Linked DNA regions of Homo sapiens: region 2 is linked to region 1. Evidence: read pairs that join two places in POLR2A ChIA-PET (ENCODE). Cell type or tissue: IMR-90. All regions are shown on one strand. Each heading gives the region's core, and the rest is flanking DNA. Links, peaks and the distances in the headings are about the cores only. Region 1 overlaps WASF3 (WASP family member 3). Region 2 has its middle 130 kb from the start of WASF3.

The links. Peaks named below come from ENCODE experiments on the same cell type or tissue, not always from the same donor. Only the 100,000 strongest peaks of a DNase experiment are listed, where the experiment ranks them.
Region 2: POLR2A ChIA-PET joins it to region 1 with 13 read pairs; 2 of 35 experiments call an interaction of 5 or more read pairs at or near these places.

What each region holds. Positions count from the first base shown.
Region 1 is chr13:26,683,820-26,693,877 of GRCh38, reverse strand. WASF3 (WASP family member 3) reads right to left here. Exons shown (of 10, transcript NM_006646.6): 10 at 4,930-8,190. The coding sequence ends at 8,033. The region is part of intron 1 of LOC107984597 (a long non-coding RNA gene); the gene reads left to right. Among named protein-coding and RNA genes, the nearest start is that of GPR12, 72 kb to the left of the region's middle. In IMR-90, for the core only: no CTCF peak of the experiment used is centred there; no DNase peak of the experiment used is centred there.
Region 2 is chr13:26,417,867-26,427,924 of GRCh38, reverse strand. No RefSeq gene overlaps it. Among named protein-coding and RNA genes, the nearest start is that of WASF3, 130 kb to the left of the region's middle. RefSeq lists an enhancer at 2,908-3,433. In IMR-90, for the core only: no CTCF peak of the experiment used is centred there; no DNase peak of the experiment used is centred there; H3K27ac peaks cover 370 bases.

The DNA of each region.
Region 1 (10,058 bases), core at 3,388-5,887:
TTCCCCAATTGGAAAACCAAATGAAGGCCCAGGTCTTTGATTTTTGGTGTGTGTGTGTGTGTGTGTGTGTGTGTGTGATTTTTGTTGTTTTTTTGTGAGACACAGTCTCACTCTGTCACCCAGGCTGGAGTGCAGTGGTGCGATCATAGTTCACTGCAGCCTTGACTCCCTGGGCTCAAGCAATCCTCCCATCTCAGCCTCCTGAGTAGCCGGAACAACAGGAGTGAGCTGCCATGCCCAGCTGATTTCTTTTTCTTTTTGGAGCAATGGGGTCTTGCTATGTTGCCTAGGCTGGTCTCAAACTCCTGAGCTCAAGTGATCCTCCCATCTTGGCCTCCCAAATTGCTGGAGTTACAGGCATGAGCCACCACCATGCCTGGCTAGGTCTCTGAAATATTAAAAGACATGTCAAGGAGCTGAAAGCTGCTCCCCTAACTTAATTATCAAGATCTTCAAGTGTGGCTCTCAGAAGATACACTTCAAACCACCGTCACCTACACACATGCAAAGAAACATCTTCTGAATGCGGATGCTAAGTCATGTTCACAGGTTCAGGACGTGCCAGCTGCAGAGTCAAACTGCTGTTTCAACTGGTTTTAGGCCACAGCAGCTGACGCACATCCTCGAATATGAAATGCTTTTAAATGTCACTTCACGTTAAGTACCACTTGGTAGGTTTTTAAATTACTCTTAAATGGCATATTTTCTTAATTTTTCTTCATGGTAAATCATCGGCCAATTCACCACCTCTAACTAATCATGGTGCTGTATTTAAAGCTAATTACTCACATCACAAGTACACAGGGCAAATGCAGTGGGGCAATTAAAAGATCGCACGTACAGATATCCACAGGACAGTGCTCACGTGTTTTGGCAAATCAATGTCCAGGTGCCAGGCCCGGGAAGAAAGTATACTCGGGAAGCAAATCTCCTTCTCATCTAGTTCCCTGTTGGGACACCTCTACAAGTTACCCACACCTCCAAATTAAATATCCATGTCCTCAAAAGCTTGTGACACAGCTCTGTATTGGGACTGTCTTCACAGAACACAAAATCTGAGTACAGTACACAGTCCCATAACAACGTGAACCCTTACATACTGGTGATGCTAGGCAGTGGTTACAAAGTTTTAGGTAGTGGAACCCTTGATTCAAATGAACCCCAATAATTAAAAGTAAATATTTTATGTGTATAGATTTATTCCTGAATCTAAATTTATAAAACTCAGTGAAAATATTAAAGTTATTTGATGAACATAAAAATGGAGACTGGGGGTAAGGCTGACGATTTGTTAAAGTAGTCTTAATGCCCATGTGACTCACATACTGTTCTGCTTGCACGGTTTAAAGAACATTCTGGGTTTGGGTTTTTTTTGTTTTTTGTTTTTTTTTTTTTGAGACATAGTCTCTCTCTGTCGCCCAGGCTGGAGCGCAATGGTGCAATCCGTGCTCACTGCAACCTCCGCCTTCCAGGTTCAAGCAATTCTCCTGCCTCAGCCTCCTGAGTAGCTGGGATTACAGGCGCACACCACCATGCATGGCTAATTTTTGTATTTTTAGTAGAGACGGGGTTTCACCATGTTGGCCAGGCTGGTTTCGAACTCCTGACCTCAAGTGATCCACCCACCTCAGCCTCCCAACGTGCTGGGATTACAGGCATGCCACAGCATCCGGCCTTAAAGAACATTCTGATTCACAGATAAGACGTAGACACATGTTTCCTATCACATCATGCAATACTTGGATACCACTTTGTTAAAGAACTATGTCACCAGTTTTATTGTGGGGTCCTTGCAAACACAAGTTTGCTTGGCAGAAAAATGGAGACACTGATCATTTGTTGTAATTGGGTATTAAACATCAGTTTGCATTTTTAAATTTACATTAACATTTTTAAAAATAAATGTTGCATCAAGTATTTATAGAATGAGGCTTCTGGGACTGGAGAACTAGCTCATTTCAGACCAAATCACTACAGATAACAATTATGAACTGGACAAAATACACCTCACAGCCATCGAAGGCATTGCACAGAAATCAAAACCAGAAACACATGAGAGGGGAGCTGACGCTTGGCAGAAGAAAAAGGCTTTGCATTTCTGATTATTAAAGGCATTTTGGTGAGGGCAGGCCCTGTTCTGCCAAGCAGGCAGCTAAGCCTGAACAGAAAATCTGCAGTCTTGGCTGGCTGACTTAACCCACCATCTTATTGGCTTAAAAAAATGAGAGGGCTGAGTTCAGAGCGATCAAAGAAGATTGAAAGTGAAGTGTTCCTACAAACAAGAGCCAGAGGGGGATCCAAAAATTCTGTGTAAAACTGCCTGAGTCTCTGTTTGATTCTGTAACCAAGCGTGAGCCAAATAAACTCCAAACAGCCTGGCTAAGGTTAAAAGAACTTAAGAAATTTCTGCTATTGTCTATTGTGTGTGTGCTGGGTGATGGGGGCAGGGAGGAATTGAGAGTTTAATTCTAGCCATGTTAACTGTCTTCTTTAAAAAAAAAAAAAATCAGTACTTTTTGGAGGAACATAACAGAATCGAGAGTCTCTAAAATGTATCATTCACCGAGTTTACAATACAATCCAAAACTATTAGGCATGCACTCAAGAGTGAAAACACTCAATAGCGACTGATCCTGAAAAAAAAAAAATCCAGATGTTGGAATTAGCAAAGATTTTTAAAGAGCCAGTATAACTATGCTCAAAGATGTAAAGGAAAATAAGCTTATAATAAATGAACAACAAAAAAGAACCATTAGGACATTCTAGAGTGAAAAAATCCAATGTCTGAAATAAAAAATTTACTAGATGGGCTTAAGAGCAAATTATATAACAGATGACAGAATAGAGTCAGTGAACCTACTCTAAGTGTATTTTACATTATAAATATTAAACTCTAATGATATGTATGCTGAAGAATTCGGGGTGAAGAATACACATTACTTTGAAATGCATAAAAGATAAGAATTGATGAACAGATGGAGAGGGGTATATGAGTGTTTACTGAACAACTTTATTGTAGATTTTAATTTTTTTCATAATGAAACAGAGGGTGAGGGATATTTACCTAACTCTGAAAGGTGGAACAGGAGGACCTTGAACTCTTGAAAATTCAAGAGTCAAGAGACCAAGCTTTGAGCCCCCATCAATGGAAGCAATGGCCTTTTCCCCATCTTTAAAGGTAGGAGCTAGACTAGCAGAGCACTAAGATGCCTTCTAAATACATATAAATAAAACGGACCTAAGATCCTTTCTAAGATTAGTGCCATCTAAGGCATGAGGCTATCAAGATCAATTAAAAAACCAATAGGCTGTAAATATGAATATTTTGATAGGTGTGCAGCTATGGCAGACATGTCATCATGGTGGGGTTTGTTGGTTCAGAAAGCTCCCTAAATCCCGAATGCTGGGCATGGGAGGTTTCCAGCATCTTTGTATCCCATCTCATGACACTTCTTCCTCTCAGTGCTTCCATTCCACAATACTTTAGTTCCATTCTCACCCCATATTGTCTTTCCCATCTTAGGGAATGCACAGGCTGTTCTCTCTACTGAAAAACTCCTTTCCCTTCCCTGAGCTAACTTCTGTTCATTCTCAAATCTCAGCTTCTCTTGGCCCACTGAGATTGGGCACTTCTCATTCTGCCCCAAACTTCAGCACATGTCAAATGATCTAAATTACTTATTCGACAATATTTAATGTCCTTTTTTCTCATTAGATGAGCAGCCCCATGAGGGCAGGGCCCAGCCTGCCACTCTTTTTCAGCCAGTGGCTTGTAGACGAAAGAGGTGGGTCACAACCACTGGGTGTCTGCTTAGCACCAGGCACTCTTCCAAGTGTTTTACACATATCCATGTATTTAAAAATCTTATTAGGCTCACAAACAGTTGTTGAAGAAGCCTCCCCTTTTTCCCTATGAACAACAATCCCTAAATAACTATTTGAAACCTAGAAAGTGCCAGGCACTGTGCTCAACACACAGGATACAGCAGAACAGGCCCCTTCCTGCCTCCCAGAGCTCAGTCTGGTGGGGAATACACACCATAAAGAGGGAGCCACACATCAGATGACAAGTACTAAGGAGGAAATGCAAGGTCAAGGTATTTGGTAGAATTTGCCATGTTTAAAAAAGTTGCTCACACTTTACTTTTTGCTAAAGAAAACCACTCAGGAATCCATCCACTCATCTAATCATGCAAAAAGCAGCTGCTCATTGTCTAGGAGACTGGGTGCTGTGCCAAGGCTCTCAGGATGCAAAGATGACTTACATCTACAAGGAGCACACAGTCCAGTGAAAGGCTACACACAGAACCAGCCATCATACCACATGATGCGTGCCATGGTAGAGGTACACACCGTGTGCATCAGGAACTTGAAAGCAGCTTCTACAGGAAGCCTGACCTCCAGTCTGGCTGTCTCTGAAGTATGTGGCCACACTTACCCACCCAATCTCGACTCTCATTACCCCAACATGTGATTCTGCCCCAGAACTGAGTTTTCTATCGACCAAGGTCCCTGAGAGAGTAACTTAGCTTCACTCTAGTTTTCCCACATATGAAACAGAATGTTAAGGATTATTGTAAGGATTAAATGAAAACATCTCATAAGCAATACATACATACTACAGCGTGTTATTCACTTTTACCGTTGAGAGTAAATGTGGTTAAGACCCTCTTGCCCCAGGCTCTATCCTCTCAACAGGTGGCTGCCCTACTCCCAGCATGGCCTTTTCTTTCTAACCAGACTAGTGCTGCCCCGAGTCATTCAGGAATTCAATCTGAACTCTTGGTGACACAAAAATTATGTAGAAATTTAAATGGAAACCAAAGTAGTGTCTTCTGTTGTCTAATAAGGAAAATGCTAAACAAAAGCAAAAACAAAAAACCACTTAACACCAAGTTCTCTTCCAAAAAAGCCAAACATACAACACTGTTATTAATAAGCAAAACCTCTTAGGGTTAAAAGTGTAATTTTATTTAGATGTTACTTGTACATAATCTATAGTAAGATATACAAACAGATAAAAATTGTTTAACAGTTTTTTTTAATACCACTTTAAATTCAATTTACAACAGCATTGGTAATACTGCAAGATGACAGATACTATGATTTATAAAACAAAAATTACTTGCTACTCTGGCTGATACATTCCCACTAGTCTTTAATGGATTAATATGTATCATGTATTTTAATTGCAAATTATTATAAAACTTTTACAACCTAGCCACTTGGAGCTCAGAAAACATTTTGATGTTCTAAAAACTTACTGAGATGAAAATGTTAATTTTTGAATAGTATCCTTAGTAAAGAAAAACATCAGTGTAGCCAAGCTTACGGTCTGGGGCTGACAGTGCAAACTCACTTGCCTTGTGCTCCGCCGCCTCCTGTGTGCGCAGCCATCGGGGACTGGGCAATCTTCCCATCCCTTCCCTAGGTCTACGCTATGAGAGAAAAGCTTAGGAGACATTAAACTAAAACAGACGTGGAGAAATAATACGAGGGACAATTTAAAATTACCTTACAATTTATAACTATAATTTAAAACACAAAGTTTGGAGAAATGAAATGTGCTTTTGGATGTTTCTTCTCCATTTGTTTTGGTAAATAGTTTTTGAAAATGAAACTGAAAATTCAAATCTTCTCTTTATTCTTTTCATTGTAATACCATATTAGAAAAGATCTGGATTTAAATTTCAGAATAAATTGAATTTGCTGGAAAAATACTCTAAAAATAATCTAAATTGGATTTCAGTCATTTTCCATTCTTTTAAATGTTATGGTACACAACAGGGCAAAAGCTTTTTCGCAAGTCATAAAATTGAGTTGAAAATAACTTGTTGATTCAGCTACAGGAAGACAACTAACAATTAACAGGCTCATGAATATTTATGAATAAAGTGCCACTAATTTTATTGTAATAAGATATAAATAGAATAAATCCTGACATGGATAGTAGCTTCTGTGTTCTCTCCATCCTGAGAACAGAAGGGCCATAAAAAAACAAAGAAGCATTACCAAAGGGGAGTTCTAGACCCACACGGGGAACTCCTAATACAAAAGCAACAAGAAAGACAAGTAAGACTTTAAAAGTTGCAGAAGTCCTAAGAATAGCGCCAATGTAGTAGGCCCTTTTTAACAACAACAAAAAAAAAAAAAAGAGAGAGAGAGAGAAATTAGAAATTTAGAAGTTCATTAATAACTGTTACTTATATTCAAGGAATTTATAGTGACAGCCTAGTGGTGACCAGCTCTAGGAAAAGACGCTGAAGAGGACGCTCCCAGCACCTGGGACAGAGGAGAGAACAGACACACCAGGGAAGCAGCCTTGGAAAGGGGATGCAGACATGAGGCTTTTCAGGGCTTCAGATCTACATGACTGCACCCAATGGACAGGCTCTGTACAATCACTGCCCACAAGCCCAACAGGTAGCCACTCGAGACACACACACTGAGGGGACTTCGGGGCTGGCTGACTTGCTCAGATGCATTTTAACAAAAACCCCCATCACCATCCTGCTCACATTCCTACCGTCACCTCAAACATCTCTGCTTTTAGCTCCAGATTCTTCTCAACATAACTGAGTAACTAACCACAATGGATATGAAATACTGTTGAGTAGGTTAAAGTCCTTAATAAGTCAAGCGTCTTAGCATATTTTTGAAGTCGTATCTATAATCAAAGCCTGGAGCACCTGTTTGTTCAACACAGTTATCTTTCATCCAGAATTACAAAATATAGAAGCTGTCATTCTTGAGTTTCCCCATGGGTCCCTGGTATTGCCCACGTGGGAACAACAGGAAGGGTGGAGGTGAGGGCACAGCACTGTACTACAGCTGCAGGGCTGATCAAGGGAATCTCATGAGGTGCTTTTTATCATTTAATGTGCCAACAACAGGAGGACAACCATGTGCTTCTAGAACAGGGTGAAGGCCCTCCTCACGGGAGTGATCCCTAATCTGGCCCCAGCACCGTGAAAGGTGAATAGCTGTCAATATCTACTTTCACCTAAACCTAAGCTTTTAAAATTCTGACCAAGTGGTGAAAGGTGCCATCTAAAGTGCTCTCTGTTGCTCGCTGAGGAGCTAAGAACTCCTGCGGCTCACTCAGGACACAGGTGTCAGGAAACTAAAGGAGCAGGGCTCCTTTGCAGCCCAGGCCCTGTGCCGCAGCTCTGCCCAGCTCAGCGGTGTAGCTCCCAGAGTCATGGACTGCTCGCATCTGTTCTGGCCGGCTGGTGCCCACACTGGAGAGACTGGCAAGTATCTTGAGTGTCATCCCCAATGGCCCCAGGAAGGAAAATGGACTCTGTTCTTCACTTTCATTACTGTTGAGCTGCTGAATTCTCTTGCAAAAACCATCAACAGGCATTTACTAAGCAAATGCCCACAGGGAACCCAGCCTGAAAAGGGCCCTTCCAATTTCATATTTGACAGGCATGTGCAGAGGTAATGAAATTATTCAGCAGAGCATCAGATTCACTCAGAGGCTACCAAGCCAAGAAACTGAAAGCAGAAACACTGGATTCTCCCTGTTTGTTGAACCTTTCCCTCTAAAACCAACTTATTCAGAAACACATCCTTTAAAAAAACAAAAGGAAAAACCAAAGCGGTGAAACAATATCACTTACTGGTTGGAAGACATCACTCTGACATAGTCATTAGTCTTGCAGAGACCTAACACCAGGCAGCTTCACAAACACACAGCAAGTCTGCAGAGTTATATTGATCAGTAAGAGTAAACCCAAACTGCACTAAATACTCTCATGGCCAAGAGGAAAGCAGATGCTGTTTTCAGGACAATGTGATAGTGACAGCCTATTTCCTCATGTGCAGCACAATTTGCTATGTTTAGTGGCACTTAAGTATTACACAGTAAATACTGAAAAGACCCAGAATTTTTGGATGTGCAGAAGCAATATCACATTGTTTATACAAAAGGTGCTATGCTACGGGATTAGAATACCACTATTTGGGTGTAGAGACCACTTAAAATCTTCAACACGCTCCCACACGCGGCCTCTCCGCCGGCCTTTGCTCAGTCGGACCAGTCGTTCTCGTCGAACTCTGAGTCGTCGTCAGAGTCGCTGTACTCCACGGCAATGCGCCGGGACAGGATCGTGGCCACGTCATTCCCCACTGGCTCCCGCTTGGCCTCCTGCTCCCGCTGCTCCTGCACCTTTTTCAGTTGAATTCCTGCAGACACAACACGTGGTTCAGAATCACATCCTTTTGCTGGCTCCAAATTAAAGATAAACGAACAAATATGTCTATTGGACTTTTTTTTCTACTGACACTAAGGACAGAAAGTTTTAGAAATTTGAGGGGAGAAAAGCTCAGGGAATATTAAAAGTTTCATGAGAAAAAACATGCATTCAAAGTGAGAAGTTTTTTTGTAACAAAGTAATGTGTTAAAATATTAAAAATTCCTAATTTCAGTGTACCTGAACACCATTAGAGAAAACTGTGGAGCTGCACCATCCCAGACAGCAGCCACTAGGCACATATAGCCTTAAAAGCATGAACTGACATGTGGCTAGTGGCTACTCTCTGGGACGCTGCAGGCTGGAGCATTTCTATCACCACAGGACATCTACTAGGCAGCAACAGCATCCAGAGCCTTGGAAACAGTGTTCTATGCTACTCACTCTCAGCTAACCCAAGAAGTAACTGAGAAACCTTTATTTCAACAATTACTGTGGAAACAAACATAAAATACAATCATCTACTTTCTAGCTTAGTAACAAAGTAAGATATTTGATGATTTAATGTTTATCCATTTTTTTTTTTTTTTTTGAGATTGGGTCTCACTCTGTGACCCAGGCTGGAGTGCAGTGTTACGATCATGGCTCACTGCAGCCTCGACCTCCTGGGCTCAAGCAATCCTCCCACCTCAGCCTCCTGAGTAGCTGGAACCACCGGCGCACGCCACCATGCACGGTTAAATTTTGTATTTTCTTTTTTGTAGAGATAGAGTCTTGCAATGTTGCCCAAGATGGTATCCATTCATTTTTTAACTGTTTTGAAATAATTTCAGATTTACAGAACAGCTATGAGACCAGCAGAAAAACATTCCCATATACTTGGATTCCCCAACTGCTAACATCTGACCACATTTATTTCCCAATCTTCCCCTATCATCTTTACACAGACAGACACAGACACTTTTCTCTGGACCATTTGAGAGTGAATGGCATATAATGTCCCTTTACCCCTAAAATAGTTCATGTGTTACCGCCCCCGCCTCGCCCACCCAAAATATCAAAATCACAAAATTAGTTTGGATACACTACTACTATCTATCCTACAAATATTATTCAAATTTTGCAAAAAGACCCAATCTAATTGCAAATGGAAAAGATTATCCCCTGGTTCAGAATCCAGTGGAAATTATCCGTGACATTGGTTGTCAATTTTGTTAATGTCCTTTAATCTGGATAGTTCTTCACAGTCTTTGTGTTTTACAACCTTCTCGTTTTTGAAGAATATAGGAAGCTATTTTGCAGAATGTCTGTCGATTTGGGTGTATCAGATGTTTCCTCGAGATTAGATACAGATTATGTATCTACTCTTGGTAGACAGGGCTTATAAGGTGTTAAAAAAAAAAAAGGCAAATCCAACACCGTCCTACAATGACCCCGAACTTGATATTCATGAGCTAATATACCTCTAGGACTTTTTTATCTTGACAAAATAAAAGTGTGTCAATGATGTCCAGGTACACAGAGGACCCTGGGGTCTTTAGAAGGGTGCGTGGGCCACACTGTGGGCCTGGTTCATGGGCACACAAGAAAAACGCAGAGGCAGCAGCATCACAGCTCCTCTGAAGGACATCCCTGATGCTGAGCTGGCGGGCTGCAGCCAGGCTCCTTGCTTGGTCACTTCCAGATGAGATGACTAAACTGTGACCAAGTCTGTGCAGCTCCCCACAGGCGAGAAGCTCTTGGATATTCCCATAACATGTCAGGGACCCTCGACCAACCTGGGTTGGGACCTGGTTAAGAATCCATGGTGTGGGCTGGAGGTTCCCAGGGGCTCTCTGGGCAGCCCAAGACAGGCGAGGG
Region 2 (10,058 bases), core at 3,758-6,257, 270 kb after region 1:
AAAATAATTCTACACTTTTACTCCAACTCCTTTACATTTTGTGTTTTTAATGTCACAATTTGCATCTTTTTATATTGTGTATCCCTTAACAAATTATTGCAGCTATTTTATTTTTAATAGTTTTGTCTTTTAACCTTGATGCTAAAGATATAAATGATTTATATACTACCATTACAGTACTAAGGTATTCTGAATGTGACTGTGTGCTTCTTTTTCTTTTTCTTTTCCTTTCCTTTCTCTTTTCTTTTCTTTTCTTTCTTCCTTAGAGATGGTGTCTCACTACATTATCCAGTCTGGTCTTGACCCCCTGGCTTGAAGCAATCCTTAGCCTCCTGAATAGGTAGGACTACAGGTACATGCCACCATGCTCTGTGCTTAATTTTATCCATGAGTTTTACACTTTCATAGGTTTTTGTGTAACTAATTAGTGTCTTTTTTCTCAGTTTGATTAGAGATTATTTTACCCAATTTTCTTACTTCAAAGGTAAGAAAACTGAAGTCAGAGGTGTTGACAACTGGGTCGATATTATCAGTATGGGTAGAGCCAGGACTAGAACTCAGTGATCCTGGGGCCCCACAGAAACTCTTTCTACCTTTCTGTCCCAGTGGCCATCCACATACTTTCTTACTTTATGTAAAAGCAACTGGGATTCAGGGGCTAATTTTCTGGCTTGTGGGACATTCAGGCCTGAGGATCCCAAGACTTGCTGCATCAGAATCACCCAGGAGTTAAAAATACAGACTCTTGGACCCACCAGAGAATGCAGATCTTTGGAGTGGAGACTAGGAATGATTCCAGCCATTCATGTCACTTCCTTCACTCCCTCTGCTACCTGATCTCTCGTCTATTTTGCTTCTTGTTTGCAAGCTGCAGCTCTGGAGAGGCCTGATACCCTAATTCCTCCAGGAATCCCCACCCTCTTTCATCCACAGAGAAGTGGGTGGACCCTGTGGCCGCAAATGGACTTTGCAGGACATGTCACAGTGAGTGGTAGAGATTCACATGGAGCAAGTCAGGAAGTGGTGTTGGAGCTAGGGAAGTGGAGGATGCTTGTGGCTGCCCTGTCACTCAGGGGATGGTGTGGGCCCTGGTCCTGCATCTGTAGAATCCCATTCAGGGAGTCTCAAAAGCTGAATCCAGCTACTCTGAGGCTTCCTAAACCCTCAGGTCAGCCTATTTCTTGAACCCTCCAGTGTTTAAGTATTAAATAGAGGGATAGCTTTAAATCAGAACATTTTCATTTTAGGAGAGGAATTATAACATGCCTTTGAATAAGGAGCTAGGTTAGCATACTTAAATTGTCATTAGGCTTGCAACACACACACTCTCCCCAACTTGCCCAACTCTCTCTCTCTCATTGCGTCCCTGGAACCCAACATGTTGTCTGGTGCATAGCAGGCTTCAGTGAATGAATGAAGTTTTAAGAGCTGTCCTATTAATTTGTAATCTTGCATCTGTACCTGGAATTCTTTTTAGAGCTCTGGCCAACTCTCAGGGAAAGTGCCCCCTTAATCCACATAGCTGGGGTGTGGCATCTCAGGACCTGATGGGCCAGGGTGGTCATCTGTCCTATGGAGACTCAATCAAGATATCTGTCTGCCTTAAGACATCTGGTGCTTCCATCTTGTTCACTGGCTGTACTTGTCCCTTAAATGAATCATCCAAGCCACTCATTAGGGAAACCAGTTCTTTATGGATCCAGGAGGAGCCTCAGGCTCTCTACCCTTGAGGGCTGGATTGCTGTGAACAACTGCACTCTCCTGGGTCTCTCTTCTCCAGGTCACATGTGCTGTGAGCACTGTCCCCTTGTGACTGTCTCCCGTGGCCAGGACAATGACAGCTGCCTGTGTCCCCCTTTGGAAGCGTTCTGAATACTTACTTGCCTGCCCATCTAATTTCCCAGGCAGGACTGAGCGAGTTCCTTAGCAAGCAGGCTGGCACGACACCAAACCCGTTCAGCACTTAAAACCATTTTCTCCCGGGCCACAGCTCAGTGGCAGCTCACCTGGCTGTGTGATTACCCTTTGGACGGCTGCTTCCTCCCTTCCCTGGAGCTGGTAAATAAATCAAGTGCTTCCTGGTGGACTAAGAAAGTGGGTTCTGTTTAAGGATAAGAGCATCATTTAGACATAATCAAGGATGCAGAAGAGACTTTGGCTTGGACTAAGACAAATCATTTCTAAACCAGTCATTGCTATCTGAACGTGGTAGAATCTCTTTCCACTACAGGACAAGGCTGGGATTGTGCAGCTCTTAAATAAATAAATGAGCTCAGAAATGAGCGTAAGAGGGCTTTGCAAACACAGACTATTCTTGGAATGCACCACTGAGAAATAAATGTTACCTCTGTGTTGATGTGGAGTGGGAGACTTTCATAAACTCTTAGGAGCATGAAATAAACACAGAAGTTAAAAGATGAAAAAAAATCACAAAAACAAAAAGGCATGTGAGTGCCTTTTTAATCATCTACTGATGATTAAAGTAATCTACTGATATGGTTTGATTTCCGAGTAGTGTAAGATAAATATCAATGAAAATTTCATTAAAGAATATTTTTCTCCAGAAAAGAAGCACATCTATAAATAATCTGTAAGCAGAGGAGGTAGTGGTGGATGAGGAATCTCATATCCAGCTTGCTGGTGCTTTTGTTGCAAACAGTCAAAAGTCAGTCAAAAATGGCTTAAAGGATAAAGACATTTACCTGCTTGTGTAACTTGAAAGTCCAGAGGTGAATCAGGCTTCCAGGGCATAGGTGCCTGTCAGGCCCCTGGCTTCTTGCGGTCTCTCTGCTCCTCCATCCTCCCTCCATCACCTTAATGGAACAAGGCAGCTTCATTCCCTCACTGTGGGGGTGAAGGTGCACATTCTAGAGGCTGATGGGCCTGATTTGCATCCTGGCTCTGCTCAAAAGCTGTGCATCATAGGCACAATGTGAACCTCTTAAGCACCGGGCTTCTCATCTGGAAAGTGGGAACAATCATAGAGTTGATGTCCTAGGATTGTTGCATTAAATGAAATGGTGAGATGGTGGCTGGTACGCAGCAGAAACTTCCTAAGTATAGGAGCTCATTCTTGGTCTTTGTGGAACTTACTGAATGGCACCCAGAGCTAGGCACCATGCTAGCTTCTGGAGATGAGAGTAATTGGAAAGACAGATGAGCAACCAGGCTGCTAGGACACAGTGTGGTAGGTATCCTACCCCTGATATCCTTACTCCTACAACAGGGGCTAGGCTGTGGATATGTTAGATCGACACCTTATAGACAACAGAGATGTGCCTGGTGCTGTTGGGGGTGGGGGGAGATATAAGGCTGTTCCTGCCCCCAGGAGCTCCCAGAGTGTGGGCGGATATCGGCAGGAGAACGGGGGTGTTGTGTGGCTCATGTGAGTCCCATCGCAGACCCCCTCAGAGGCTCAGCTTACCCGTGCGGGTGGGGCCCGGGGCCCTAGGCGGACGCCAGCCTCAGCTCCAGAAGTTATCTGCCTGCTTCCATCTAGTGCTCCCCATTCCTCCTACTTCATGAGGGAAAATCTGAGACCCAGAGAAGTGAAGCCATTTGCCAACTCTGTCCCAAGAGCCCAGCTCAGGCCAGAAAGCGGTTCCACGCTCCCTCCGCCAGGACACGACATTTCCTCAGACAAGGAGCCGATGGCCCAGTTTCAGTCTGACTCTAACCCACACATCATCATTTTCTCATTCAGTATCAAAAACCCTGAAAGAAACCATGGTATACAGGGAAGACTGTCTGGCATCTTTTCAGTTTGGTTTGGGAGTTACTGGATGAGAGAGAATGCCATAAACATCATGGTTTCTGGTGCACCTGCCCTTAAGAATTGTGGGCGGGGGGCGGGTGGAACAAGTGCAAAGGAAATAGCATTTGTGAAATGAATCTTTCAAACTCCTTTTTCTTTTTAAAAATGCTTGACTTAGCACACATGAGCTTTTCTTTCCTGTAAAAACGAGTACTGAATGTGAGAGAGGAGCAGGACTGCAGGGCGGACTCAGCTCTGGTTAATGTCAGTGCAGGGCTATGGGCCCTGGCAGAGAACCGTCTGGCTGGCTTGGAGAGAAAGAAATGCCCTGGAAAGGAAAGCAGGGATGTTCTTTAGGGATAGGAATGTGTTGGGAGAAAGTCCTTTTAAGCCAGGGTATAAAGAAGTTGCTAGACCTCCCCATTGCATCAGCCTCAAAGGCAGCAAGCATTCTGATTTCCTTGGAACCAGTGCTATCATCTGCCAGCAAGAACAGCAGCTGCCTTTCTGTCAAAAAAAAAAAAAAAAAAAAGGAAAAGAAAAAGAAAAAAAAAGAAAGAAAGAAAAAGAAAAACGTCACTGAATTTAAGAAGGCAGTGAATATTTTTACTGTGTGGAAAGGATATTTTCAGCACATCTGGGCAAGATCTTAAACTCACCAACTGCTTCATCTAAGATTCTCAAGCTTCCTAGGGATGTTTTATTGCATTTCTTCCAAGTTTTATCACTTTATTTCCAATTTGTATCCTTAGGGGCAGAAGAAAAATGATTTTCTGAATCATGGGAAATGATTCAAGCTGGGGACAATTTGATATTAACTGAGGACACGCAGGAGCCACAGAGAAACTTAGCACTTTCTTATAGATTCTAAAATGCAATCAAAAGTAGCAAATGGTTATTTTTTTCCCTAATTTAATAAAATGACAGAACAAGTTAAGTTATTGAAGATCTGACACTCCATCAGGATTCTGAAGTATTGGGGAAATTGAATTACTCTTTCTAAATAATACAGAAGGGGAAAATGAAAGTATTAGAGTCACCATGCCTAAGAATAAATGGAGACATGTTTAGTTTTATGAAGAAATTCAGTCCTTGAGATTTCTGGGTATTTTCCCCCCGCTTAACAGTCAATTCAACCAAAGGGAAAGGAACATTTCTTCCTAGATACTACAATGTGCCATTTAAATGACTTTCCTGGTACGTGTGGCCTAGGAAACCCACAATCTGTGTAGGCAGGGTGGTCGTGATAAAGATGACATTTGCCTTTGAAACACGCTGGTATGCCAAAAGAATCGGAGGCATAATTCTGAAAATGTGGAAAGAGAAATGAACATACTTACCTAGTTCAAACTTGTGTTAATGAATACCATGTTTTAATTCGTAATGTGTGCTTTCATAGCATAGAGAACTGGTAAAACCAATCTTCTAATATTTCGTTCCCTGAATTAATTGCTACCTCTCAGGAAAAATACTTCCAAATATATTCAAGAGTGCTTATGGTATTACATCCTTTGCAAGAAAGTGACAGTAAAAATTACTATATATCCCTAAATAAAAAGTAAATTTTTTCTCTCATTATTATTCAAAATAGGGGAAATCAGTGACAAGCAATATCTTATAAATGGATTGGTTATGAATAGGTTACAAATTGGTTAGTTGAGGAAGACACAGTGATTTAAAAAAATATGGTTACCAGTTTTAGCAAATAAAAACACAGGTTGCTTAGTTAAATTTAAATTTCGGATAAACTACCTTTTTTTGTAGTATAGGTATGTTCTGTGCAATATTTGGGACGTAATTATACCAAAACATTTTTGTTGTTTATCTAAAATTCAAATTTAACCAGGCTCCCTGGATATTATCATGCAACCCTAGTCTAAACTAACCTTGAAATGCTAGTTTTGGATGAATATAGTGGTCATCTGATGGAACAGATGGTTTGAAAAAGAGAACAAGACATTGAACAGGTTTAGTATTCAGGAATTATTCTTGGGGGTGGAATACACTCAATTACAATTTGTTGGATGTATTGTATTGGAAACAAGCCTTATTAAAATCACTTACAAGGCCGGGCGCGGTGGTTCATGCCTGTAATCCCAGCACTTTGGGAGGCCAAGGCGGGTGGATCACGAGGTCAGGAGTTCAAGACCAGCCTGGCCAAGATGGTGAAACCCCATCTCTACTAAAAATACAAAAAAAAATTAGCCAGGCATGGTGGCGGGCACCTGTAATCCCAGCTACTCAGGAGGCTGAGGCAGAGAATTGCTTGAACCTGGAAGGCAGAGGTGGCCGTGAGCCAAGATCGCGCCACTGCACTCCAGCCTGGGTGACAGAGCAAGACTCCGTCTCAAAAAAAAAAAAAAAAAAAAAAAATTACTTACCAAGCCACACAGTAAATGTCTTGCATATGGTGACTGCCAAATGGAAAAAAAAAAAAAAAAAAACGACACAACTAGCTGTTTCCTGAAACGTGAATGCACACTTGCCGCCTGGGTAAAATGTCCAGCAACATACATAGAAAGTCAGATAGTGCTGAAGCTCAAGCAACTTCGATGGCACAAAGATGATGTTTTAGATAACTCAGATGATAGCAATGAAAAATAAATTATTAAAGTCAAAAATGCATATGAGAATTTAAATAGAATCATTTCAGTGATTCAGCAAGAGTGGGAAAAGGCAATCCTTTAAAATAATGTATTAGTTGATCTAGTGTGTAATTTTATATATTTGTAACTTACTTGAACACTGCAATGTAGATATTTAAGCATTCTGTCTCCAGCCCTTAAAGGAGATGTATTTTTTTCTTCTTTCTTTTATCAATCTCCTCATTGGGAAAGCAAAGGCTCACATTATATACCAGACTGCTTAGTGGTTTGAGCATGGTCCAAAAATATTCGGACAAAATATTGGGCAATTATGGATATCATGTTCATAAATTTCAGGACAATGCATTGATTGTCTTATCAGGATCAAACTCAGGTGTACCTCAATGCTAAGAAATTTGTGAGCCAGCTTCAAGTTTGCACCCATTTAACAAATGGTCACCAGCTGTAACTCCTACTGCCAGCCAAGAGGGAGTAATGGGACCTGATTTACCCTACCCCCTTAAACAATTAGAAAATTGGACAAAATGTATTTAAAAACGTTTTTCAGACACCAAACAAAAGGCAGCACAGTATTGTGATTCCTGAGAAGCAATGTGTGTTTTATTATTGCCTGAGCTTACCACTTAAAAGCAGCTGGCAGGCTGCAGTGCAGAGAGGAAAATCCAAATAAAACCCAGTGGTCTTTGTGTGTTGAACAGATCAAAGCTAAGGTGGCTGGAATTTAAGAAAAGGTGTGTTGGGAAAGAGGGAGCTACGGCAGGGAAGTGGACATGGCTCTGGAAACACACAGCGGGTTCTGTCCAGCCTTTGAGTACTGATCTGTGTATGCGTGACAAGAAACTATCTGAGGTCAGACAAAGAATCCTGAAAAAGAGTAGGCAGAACAATTCCTAGAGTTCAAACAAGGCTGAGAATAGTCCGTGTTTCTACCAGTGAAGAGTTGTAGCTGGGGCATCTGCCAGAATTCTCAGAAGAATGTTTCTGTAGCAGTGGGGCTTCATTAGCCCTGGACTAAAAGTTATTCTGGACCTGACACATTAGGCTTAAGAGCAAGCATCAAAAGGATACAGCTGACTCCAAGTGATTTAACAGTGTGCCATAACAAAATCCAGCACTAAACAAACATAACAAGATACAGCAACCAACACAGCAAATTAATGATGCTCAGCATCCAATAAAAAATTACCAGGCATACAAAGAAGAAGAAAAATATGACTCCTAAATGGAAGAAAAATCAATCAATAAACCTGGATCCAAAAATAACAGAGATACTAGAAGTTGGAGATAAGGATGTTTGAAAAGCCACTGCTCCATATTCAGATACACCTTGGAGATATTGTGGGTTTGGTTCCAGACAACTGCAATAAAGCAAATAACACAATAAAGTCAGTCACATGAATTGCTTGGTTTCCCAATGCATATACAAGTTAGGCTTACAGGCCGAGGCAGGAGGATTGTTGGAGGCCGGGAGTTCTAGACCAGCCCAGGCAACATAGTGAGACCCCATCTCTAAGAAAAAAAGAATAGCTGGGCATGGTGGCACACACCTGTAGTCCTAGCTACTTATGAGGCTGAGGTGAGAGGACTGCTTGAGCCCAGGAGTTCCAGGTTGCAGTGGGCTATGATCGCACCACTGCACTCCAGCCTAGGCAACACAGTGAGACCCCATCTCTAAAAAAAAGAAATTATGCTTACACTATACTGTAGTCTATTAAGTGTTTAATAGCATTATGCCTAAAAAAGCAATGTATCTACCTTAATTTAAAAAGACTTTATTGTTTAAAAAATGCTAACATTCATCTGAGTCTTCAGCAAGTCAGAATCTTTTTGCTGATGGAGAATCTTGCCTTGATATTAATGGCTGCTGACTGATTGGGATGGTGGTTGCTGAAGACTGGGGTAGTTGAGGAAATTTCTTAAAATAAGACAAAAATGAAGTTCAACTCTTCCTTGTCATGAAATATTTCTCTGTAGCATTCAATACTGTTTGATAATATTTTAACAAGATATCTGGGCATGGTGGCTCACACCTGTAATTCCAGCACTTTGGGAGGCCAAGGCAGGTGGATCACCTGAGGTCAGGAGTTCGAGACCAGCCTGGCCAACATGGTGAAACCCCATCTCTACTAAAAATACAAAAATTAGCTGGGCATGGTGGTGGGTGCCTGTAATCCCAGCTACTTGGGAAGCTGAAGCAGAAGAATCGCTTGAACCCGGGAGGCGGAGGTTGCAGTGAGCCGAGATCACGCCACTGCACTCCGCTTGGGTGACAGGGCGAGACTCCATCTCAAAAAAAAAAAAATTAAAAATATTTTACCCATAGTAGAACTTCTTTCAAAATTAGACACAATCCTCTCAAACCCTGCTGCTGCTTTATCAACTAAGTTTATATAATATTCTAAATACTTTGTCGTTATTTCAACAATGTTCACAGCATCTTTTTCAGGAGTAGATTCCATGTCAAGAAACCACTTCCTTTGCTCATTTATAAGAAGCAACTCCTCATCCATTAAAGTTTTATCATGAGATTGAAGCAATTCAGTCGCATCTTCAGGCTCTACTTCTAATTCTAGTTCTCCTGCTGTTTCCACCACATCCACAGTGATCTCCTCCACTGAAGTCTTGAACCCCTCAAACTCCTTCATGAGTGTTGGAATCAACTTCTTCCAAACTCCTGTTAATATTGATATTTTGACCTTCTCCTATGAATGACTAATGCTAATGACATCTTGAATGGTAAATCCTTGCCAGAAGGCTTTCAATTTATCTTTTCCAGATCCATCAAAGTAATCACTACCTATGGCACCTGCGGCCTTATGAAGTATGTTTCTTAAATAATAAGACTTGAAAGTCAAAGTTACCCCTTGATCTATGGGCTGCAGAATAAATGTTAAGTTAGCAGGCAGGGAAACAATATTCGTCTCCTGTATACCCCTATCAGGGTTCCTAGGTGACCAGGGGCATTGTCAATGAGCAGTAATATTTTGAAAGAAATCTTTTTTTTTCTGAGCAATAGGTCTCAATGGTAGGCTTAAAATACTCAGTGAACCATGCTGAAAACACATGTGCTGTCATTGAGGCTTTGTTTTTCTATTTCTAGAGCACAGGCAGAGGAGATTCAGTACAATTCTTAAGGACTATAGGATCTTAGGAATGGTCAACGAGCATTGGAGTCAACTTAAAGTCACCAGTGCATTATCTCCCAGTGATAGTCAGCCTGTCCTTTGAAGCTTTCAGAGCTTCCATCCTTTGAAGCTTTCAGAGCTTCCGTCCTTTGAAGCATTCCATCAATGATGTTATCTAGACCTTCTGGATAACTTGCTGCAGCTTCTTAATCAGAACTTGCTGCTTGCACTGTTATGTTCTGAGGATGGCTTCTTTCCTTAAATTTCATAAACCCACCTCTGCTAGCTTCAAACTTTTCTTCTGTAGCTTCCTCACCTCTCTCAGCCTTCACAGAATTGAAGAGAGTTAGGGTCTTGCTCTGGATTAGACTTTGGCTTAGGGAATGCTGTGGCTGGTTTGATCTTCTATCCAGACCGCTCAAACTTTCCCCGTATCAGCAATAAGTCTGCTGTTTTACTTTCTTATCATTTGTGTGTTCACTGGAGTGACAATTTTAATTTCCTTTAAGAGCTCTCCTTTGCATTCACAACTTGGCTAACTGTTTGGTGCAAGAGACCAAGCTGTCAGCCTAT